Regions from separate parts of the Homo sapiens genome. Here all the other regions are linked to region 2. A link is a contact called in ENCODE Hi-C or POLR2A ChIA-PET data. All regions are on one chromosome and are shown on one strand. Each heading gives the region's core, a stretch centred on a gene start or an enhancer-like site at or near the end of the contact. The rest is flanking DNA. Distances are from core to core; before and after follow the strand shown.

What was found. A loop is a pair of places that touch in the nucleus more often than their neighbours do. ChIA-PET counts read pairs that join two places held with the same protein, here RNA polymerase II (POLR2A). Pooled maps may share reads with other maps.
Region 1: a pooled map shows a loop between it and region 2 (4-fold over the local background). The contact joins the promoter of CENPV here to the promoter of ZNF624 in region 2. A Hi-C loop is called at or near these places in 2 of 37 single-sample maps with no recorded cell type and 7 of 50 pooled maps. POLR2A ChIA-PET finds 5 or more read pairs at or near these places in 1 of 52 experiments (activated T-cell).
Region 3: a loop to region 2 is called in a map of naive thymus-derived CD4-positive, alpha-beta T cell, with 23 times the contacts of the local background. The contact joins the promoter of UBB here to the promoter of ZNF624 in region 2. A Hi-C loop is called at or near these places in 1 of 168 maps with a recorded cell type or tissue (naive thymus-derived CD4-positive, alpha-beta T cell), 1 of 37 single-sample maps with no recorded cell type and 11 of 50 pooled maps. POLR2A ChIA-PET finds 5 or more read pairs at or near these places in 2 of 52 experiments (A549 and activated B cell).

Annotation. Positions count from the first base shown.
Region 1 is chr17:16,351,932-16,354,792 of GRCh38, forward strand. CENPV (centromere protein V) reads right to left here and starts at 1,538. Exons shown (of 5, transcript NM_181716.3): 1 at 1,096-1,538. The coding sequence starts at 1,505. RefSeq lists silencers at 928-1,537, 1,598-1,747.
Region 2 is chr17:16,652,471-16,655,170 of GRCh38, forward strand. It overlaps ZNF624 (zinc finger protein 624), which reads right to left and starts at 1,380. Exons shown (of 6, transcript NM_020787.4): 1 at 1,294-1,380. It overlaps LOC124903934 (a long non-coding RNA gene), which reads left to right and starts at 1,422. Exons shown (of 4, transcript XR_007065639.1): 1 at 1,422-1,500; 2 at 1,614-2,700. RefSeq lists an enhancer at 624-1,134 and a silencer at 1,090-1,289.
Region 3 is chr17:16,379,786-16,382,572 of GRCh38, forward strand. UBB (ubiquitin B) reads left to right here and starts at 1,306. Exons shown (of 2, transcript NM_018955.4): 1 at 1,306-1,399; 2 at 2,117-2,787. The coding sequence starts at 2,123. RefSeq lists an enhancer at 1,006-1,285.

The DNA.
Region 1 (2,861 bases), core at 288-2,787, 300 kb before region 2:
GAACGTTTTTTAAAAATTCAGTGTGCAGTCCAAGATGAAAAACCAAAAAGTGAAGCACACAGAAAACCAAATATGTATCTTCTGTCGGGGACGACTCATCCTAAGAGAATTTCTTCCGCAAGAAGCTCAAAGGAACATGTTCAAGAAAAGAAGTAATTCTCAGGTTATGCAATTGCTAGGTTATTCTTGTCGGTTTTTTCCCCCTAGTGTTTTGATTGTTCTTTTTAATTCGTAAAATTGACACTGAAATATAATATCAGGGCGTTAAAATATCTCTCTGTAGCACAACTGTTCCCCGAGGCAGGAATCCAGATCGCATTTGGAGAAAAGAAGGCAGCCCTTTAACAGCCCAGTTAAAAGCTCTTTCCCAAATCGCGGACACTCGAGATGCTCCTCGGGCCATCTAAAAGACTGCGGAGCAGCCAGGAGGGCGAGCGGCAGGGAGCATTAGCTGGCTGAGCACATAAAAGCCTCCCTACGTAGGTATCCCCGCCGCCGCGCGAGGCCGGAGCATCTCTTCGCGCGCGCTTCTCTCCCGGATCAATAACCTCCGCCCCCTGCTCCCTCCCTGGCAGTGCCTGGAACAATGACGGGATTTTGCTTCCCAGTGAGTTCAAAACTATTCATGCTTCCTTCAACGCTTCTACCTTTCCCTTCCACCCACCCTCAAAAACACGTGTGCAAACACAAAAAAAAAGGGGATTCGGGTAAGAGAAAGCCGTGGGATTTATGTTCTTTTCACTAAGAAAGGCCCCCACACCCTTTGCGCGCCAGCAAGAGACAACGTCCCCGAGCACGATGCTTATGGCCGGGAAAGACTCTTTGTGTCCCAAGACGGCTGCGCGCGCCCTCAAGCTCCGGACGAAGCCCCCTTTCCATTCCCAGGCCACACAGCCCTAGAAGCACCGCCCCGCCCCGCCGCCCTTAGAATTAAGGAATAACCCCAGTGCTAACGGGGGAGCCGCGTCGGCTCCGTAACGTGGAAGGCTCAGAGCTGAAAGGCGCCCAAGGCCTGCACGCGGGCTGCGAGCCCGACTCCTGCCGAGGGGGTCCGCGTGGCAACGGCTCCCGCGCCCCCCGGCCCGCCGCACTCACAAGGTGTCTAGCAGGAGCTTGGCGGCACCCTCGGAGGTAAGCTTCTGCCGCTTCTGGAACGTCTCCCAGCGCTCCCGCTGCTCGCCCAGGTCCAGGTTGGACGCCGAGGACGTCGGGGTCGCGGGAGTCGGCGGCGGCGGCGGCGGTGGCGGGAGCAACGCCAGCTCAGGCGGCGGCGGCTCCCCCGGGCCCTCCTCCTGGGCCCGCGGCGACGAGCGCCTCAGCCGCGGCTTCTCCGACGGCGGCTTCTCCACCGCCTGGCTCTTGCTCCCGGCCTGGCTAGCGGAGCGCCGTGTGCGGGTGGCGCTGGGTGCCAAGGCAGCGGCCGCGGAGGCCGCGGGGGCCGCGGAGGCCCCGGACCGCTTCTGCCCGCGCAGCTTGGCGGCCGCAGAGCTCCTCGATCGCCGCATGGCTCCCGCAGCCTGGCGCGCAGGCCTCGCAGCGCGGCGCGCCCCCGCCGGCCTGCGCGCGCCCCCGCCGCCCGCCAGTCTTCAGGCCCAGGGGGCGCTGCGCCCGGCTGCCCCGCTCCGCCAGCCGCGCCCCGCAGCGCGGCGCCTGCCCGCAGGAGGGAGACCCGGCCCGCCCGGCCGCTGGGACGCACCTGCCTGTTCAGTCCCGCAGGCAGAGGGGCTGCGCCTGGGCCTACGCTCGCGATACCCAGAATCCACTCGCACCTGCGAAGGCGCCCCTGCCCTGTGTGAATCCAGCGGGCTCTTCGTACCTTCCCGACCTGGAGGGGCCTGGGTTGGGCCTGAATTCGCAGGCTCATCCGAGCGGGCAGCCTGGGGTAACTTCGTCTCCAAAAACGAGCTAATTTGTGTAAACGGCCTGCCACCTGCTACCTCCTGTGTAACAGCGGCCGAAACCATAGTTCTTCACCTTCGTCTTTTCTGTCACATTATAGAACAGTGTCATGAGGATACCAATAGTCAACAGATTTGGGGTTTCATTTTAATTAAATGAATGACCCGCGCGTCGAATTTCATTAGTATGATTTTGATGAAGGCAGCACCAAAGTTTAAAGACAAAAGGCACGAGAATCGTTGATGGAACCCAGATAGTCTTCTTCTCCTTCTCCTTCTTCTTCTTTTTTCAGACCGAGTTTCGCTCTTGTTGCCCAGGCTGGAGTGCAGTGACGCGATCTCGCCTCACCGCAACCTCCGCCTCCCAGGTTCAAGCGATTCTCCTGCCTCAGCCTCCTGAGTAGCTGGGATTACAGGCATTCGCCACCACACCCGGCTAATTTTGTATTTTTAGTAGAGACGGGGTTTCACCATGTTGGTCAGGCTGGTGCCGAATACTCCCGACCTCAGGTGATCCATCCGCCTCGGCCTCCCAAAGCGCTGGGATTACAGGCCTGAGCCACCGGGCCCAGCCTATCTTTCTTTTTTTTTTTTTTTTTTTTTTCTTTTTTGGAGTCTCACTCTGTCGCCAGGCTGGAGTGCAGTGGCGCGATCTCGGTTCACGCAACCTCCGCCTCACCGTTCCAGCGATTCTCCTGCGTCAGCCTATCTTTCTTCTTTATTCTGATTTTCTTCATGGTATTGTTAGTTTAATAGTTTATTGAATTAAAGGCATAGTTTAACTATTTTGTCTTTTTTTTTTTTTTTCCATACAGGATCTGACAGACTGGAGTGCAGTAGCGGGATCTCGGCTCAGTGTAGCCAAGAACTCCTGGCCTCAAGCGATCCTGCCGCCTGGGCCTCTGGAGTAGCTGAGTAGCTGGAACAACAGGCGGCGCCCCCCCCCCCCCCCCCCCGCCCCAG
Region 2 (2,700 bases), core at 130-2,629:
TAAATATTAATAAACTCTTTGGCAATACTTTATGTAGATTATGTAGATTATGCTCGTAACATATGTTTAACAACCAAACTACAATAAATCCCTTGTTTTATTTTATAATTAGAATAAACAATATTTAACATTTAATATATTCAGCTTGATCTCAATTGTGCAAATGTAATGCATAGAAAAAAAGACTGAGTAACCCAAAACTCTACTGAGACCTCTGAGACCTGGGGCTGTGATGTTTACCCTTCTTTCTGCTTTTCTGTACTCTCCAAGCAGACAAGAAGAAGTATCTACCTATACATAGGAGTGTGGAATAGGAATAAAATCCCAGAGTGGCTGGCCACATCCCCAGGTTCTAACCCTGCTTTGGCTACCGTAAAACTGTGACCACAGGCAAGTCACTTGAGCACAACGAATCAGCTATTAGTACATGACAGTAGCCACCTTATATGTTTCTACTGTCCCCTTTGTCATTATGCAGAAGATATCTAGGCCACTATTCCCCAGTTATAATTTCCCTATTTACAAGCTCTGTCTTTCCAACTATTGCAAACGTATCCAGAGACTTAAGGAGAAACTTTACTTGTTTTGCTTCCTTGGCCAGTGCAGTTATTTAGAAATAATGAAGGGTCCATGTTTTTGCTGAGAATCTCAGCGCCATGTACCAGTCCAGCATTTCCCAACCAATGCAATAATACCATTGTCATGTCAGGGAGTGACAAGTGATTAAAAGGTGATTACAGTATTTGAAATGTGACATTTCAGGAAAAGCTGCCTCGGTTACTGAGTAGCGCAGGTCCCCCGATGTGGAACCTAGTTCCATCCCTGCCAGTTCAGAAGCCAGAGCGGATATGCTCCTGCCAACCTCGCCTTCTTTCCCTAACTGCTCTCCTCTACCCACTTCGGGTATGCCCTCCTCAGGGCCTGCAAGGCGCGGGGCTGGGAAGACCGGGAAAGTCGGGTCAGGGGCCCGCCCGCCCTACTCGACTCCCTGCGCCCTGCGCCCGGCTCTTTTTAACCCCAGCGCCGCCAGGCCCGCAGGGAGGGGGTTCCCGGGTTTGGACCCGGACTAGGAGGCCGCATAGGGCACGCGGCCCTACCTGTGAGGGAGGCCAGCTGGAGACTGAACCCACACTCGGGAAGGAGGCCCAGCCCCAATCGCCTCTCAGGAGTGGGCGGGTCCGCTCAGGGACAGGGGCTCTAGAGGGAACGGCCACGCCCCGGACGCCGCCGGGAGCCAAGCGCCAAGGGAGGGGCGGCGGGCAACCGAGGCCAGGCGCCCGGGACAACGAGTACCTGGCGGCCGAACTGAGGACAACTGAGGGAACTCGCAGAGCAGGGCGGGAACGCTTCCAGCAATGGCGGCGGCTCGGCGGTGCCGGCCTCCAGGCAGGGCATTGCGCCTGCGCAGCCGGAGCGTCGGAACTACAGTGCCCAGAATCCTCAGCGCCTGAGCCCCCCGCCCCTTTTGTCTGCGTTAGTGAAGGAATTGGCTCTTCGAGGGTGAGAAAAAATTCCAATTGGATACACTTCTGTTGAGAAGCCTTGACTATGTGTCAAAAGCAATAGCACTAGAGATACAAATAATGACACAACCCTTGTCTTGGAACATTTAGGTGCGACTAAAGAAAGCCGTCGAGAGAACAGATAGATGTGATCCAGACAAATATGTGAACAAGTGCTTGGAAACACATATTTCTGAACAATTCCCTTTATGACAATTCCCTCAGAGTTGGAAGAGACAACAATTGATGACTATAATGCCAATTAAGTAGAATGGATATGAATGTCTGAAAATAAGCTGGAAATTTTAAGGCCAAAATTCTTCGAAATACAAAGAAAAAACCTTTCTGAAGACAAATAGCTGTAGAAGTTCTCCTCAATGCATACAAATGATAATTCTTAAAACACAATGACTGAAAGTATTTATTTGCAACAAATTTATTTGACCACTTATTCAAGGGCTGCTCGTCCAAGAGCTATATTAAGGTCTATTTACTTTATCCCTACCAAAGGCGGTATTTTTTGAGGATAGAAACTACATCTCATGGAGTTTATCACTCAGAGTGCCTACTTAGGAGACTGCTTGCATACTGAATGAAACGAAGGAAGAATGAATGAATAATTTGGGACCCCACCTCCCAACACACTTCCACATATCGAAATGCACACGGAATGAGGTACATCTTCTAAGGAGAGTGGCATTGAAGAGTAATCAAAACAACAGGATATTCACAGGAGGACTGGAATAAAACGAAATTTCCAGTGAAAAAGATTACTCAAAATATTTATTCAATACACTCTGAAATTAGAAACTAAGCAAATGTCTTTTGGAGATCCCAGTTCCCTCACATTCCCCACAGATGAAGATGAGCCAAACAGAAGTCCAAAACTTAAACATTACAAAACAAATAATAAAATAAGACACTGTGACTGAAAATCAGCACAAACAATAAACGGCAGAAATATATCCCCCAAAACTTCAGAGGCAGAGCTCATTTGATTAAAAATTTAAAATTATTACATTTAAAATGTTTAAGGACATGATAGATGGAATTAAAAACATTATCAACAAACAACAGAATGTAAAATAAGCCACCAGGAAAGTTTAGAGAAACATACACATTTCGTTAAACTATTAAAAAAAAATGTTTAACACAATATTTAGGGTAGATTATTACTTCTACAGGGATAAAGTCCAGG
Region 3 (2,787 bases), core at 56-2,555, 270 kb before region 2:
TGGCAGGATAACTTGAGCCCTGGAGGTCAAGGCTGCAGTGAACGGTGATCACACCACTGCACACCAGCCTGGGGACACAGCCAGACTTTGTCACAAAAAAGCAAAAACAACTGGCCAGTGTATGAGGGGCTCGTGTTTTTTGTTTGTCTGTTTGTTGAGACAGAGTCTCACTCTGTCGCCAGACTGGAATGCAGTGGCACATTCTCGGCCCACTGCAATCTCTGCCTCCTAGGTTCAAGCAATTATCTGCCTCAGCCTCCCAAGTAGCTGGGATTACAGGCGCCCGCCACCACGCCCGGCTAATTTTTTTGTATTTTTAGTAGAGACGGGGTTTCACCACCTTGGCCAGGCTGGTCTTGAACCCCTGACCTCATGATCCACCCGCCTCGGCCTCCCAAAGTGCTGGGATTACAGGCGTGAGCCTCCGCGCCCGGCCAGGGGCGCGCGTTTTTAAAACATGGGAGAGGGAATTGTGCTTCACAATCACCATCAGGTGTCTCGATATCGGGTGCCACGCCGTCCCGCTTCTGAGGCGCGGCGGCCCACTTTGGCAGGCCGAGGCGGGTGGATTACCTGAGGTCAGGAGTTCGAGACCAGCCTGACAAACATGGTGAAACCCCCGTCTCTACTAAAAATACAAAAAATTAGCCGGACGTGGTGGCGCATGCCTGTAATCCCAGCTACTTGGGAGGCTGAGGCAGGAGAATCGCTTGAACCCGGGAGGCGGAGGTTGCGATGAGCCGAGATCGCGCCATTGCACTCCAGCCTGGGAAACAAGAGCGAAACTCCGTCTCAAGAAAAAAAAGGAAAGACCCCCCCTCCTTCTCCCGCCGGAAATACCCTCTTTCAGGACGGCGCGCCTGTGCGGCGCACGCGCGCTCAGTTACTTAGCAACCTCGGCGCTAAGCCACCCCAGGTGGAGCCCAGCAACAACAGAGCCACCGCGTCCCCCACCAATCAGCGCCGACCTCGCCTTCGCAGGCCTAACCAATCAGTGCCGGCGCTGCAAGGAAGTTTCCAGAGCTTTCGAGGAAGGTTTCTTCAACTCAAATTCATCCGCCTGATAATTTTCTTATATTTTCCTAAAGAAGGAAGAGAAGCGCATAGAGGAGAAGGGAAATAATTTTTTAGGAGCCTTTCTTACGGCTATGAGGAATTTGGGGCTCAGTTGAAAAGCCTAAACTGCCTCTCGGGAGGTTGGGCGCGGCGAACTACTTTCAGCGGCGCACGGAGACGGCGTCTACGTGAGGGGTGATAAGTGACGCAACACTCGTTGCATAAATTTGCGCTCCGCCAGCCCGGAGCATTTAGGGGCGGTTGGCTTTGTTGGGTGAGCTTGTTTGTGTCCCTGTGGGTGGACGTGGTTGGTGATTGGCAGGATCCTGGTATCCGCTAACAGGTACTGGCCCGCAGCCGTAACGACCTTGGGGGGGTGTGAGAGGGGGGAATGGGTGAGGTCAAGGTGGAGGCTTCTTGGGGTTGGGTGGGCCGCTGAGGGGAGGGCGTGGGGGAGGGGAGGGCGAGGTGACGCGGCGCTGGGCCTTTCCGGGACAGTGGGCCTTGTTGACCTGAGGGGGGCGAGGGCGGTTGGCGCGCGCGCGCGTTGACGGAAACTAACGGACGCCTAACCGATCGGCGATTCTGTCGAGTTTACTTCGCGGGGAAGGCGGAAAAGAGGTAGTTTGTGTGGTTTCTGGAAGCCTTTACTTTGGAATCCCAGTGTGAGAAAGGTGCCCCTTCTTGTGTTTCAATGGGATTTTTATTTCGCGAGTCTTGTGGGTTTGGTTTTGTTTTCAGTTTGCCTAACACCGTGCTTAGGTTTGAGGCAGATTGGAGTTCGGTCGGGGGAGTTTGAATATCCGGAACAGTTAGTGGGGAAAGCTGTGGACGCTTGGTAAGAGAGCGCTCTGGATTTTCCGCTGTTGACGTTGAAACCTTGAATGACGAATTTCGTATTAAGTGACTTAGCCTTGTAAAATTGAGGGGAGGCTTGCGGAATATTAACGTATTTAAGGCATTTTGAAGGAATAGTTGCTAATTTTGAAGAATATTAGGTGTAAAAGCAAGAAATACAATGATCCTGAGGTGACACGCTTATGTTTTACTTTTAAACTAGGTCAAAATGCAGATCTTCGTGAAAACCCTTACCGGCAAGACCATCACCCTTGAGGTGGAGCCCAGTGACACCATCGAAAATGTGAAGGCCAAGATCCAGGATAAGGAAGGCATTCCCCCCGACCAGCAGAGGCTCATCTTTGCAGGCAAGCAGCTGGAAGATGGCCGTACTCTTTCTGACTACAACATCCAGAAGGAGTCGACCCTGCACCTGGTCCTGCGTCTGAGAGGTGGTATGCAGATCTTCGTGAAGACCCTGACCGGCAAGACCATCACCCTGGAAGTGGAGCCCAGTGACACCATCGAAAATGTGAAGGCCAAGATCCAGGATAAAGAAGGCATCCCTCCCGACCAGCAGAGGCTCATCTTTGCAGGCAAGCAGCTGGAAGATGGCCGCACTCTTTCTGACTACAACATCCAGAAGGAGTCGACCCTGCACCTGGTCCTGCGTCTGAGAGGTGGTATGCAGATCTTCGTGAAGACCCTGACCGGCAAGACCATCACTCTGGAGGTGGAGCCCAGTGACACCATCGAAAATGTGAAGGCCAAGATCCAAGATAAAGAAGGCATCCCCCCCGACCAGCAGAGGCTCATCTTTGCAGGCAAGCAGCTGGAAGATGGCCGCACTCTTTCTGACTACAACATCCAGAAAGAGTCGACCCTGCACCTGGT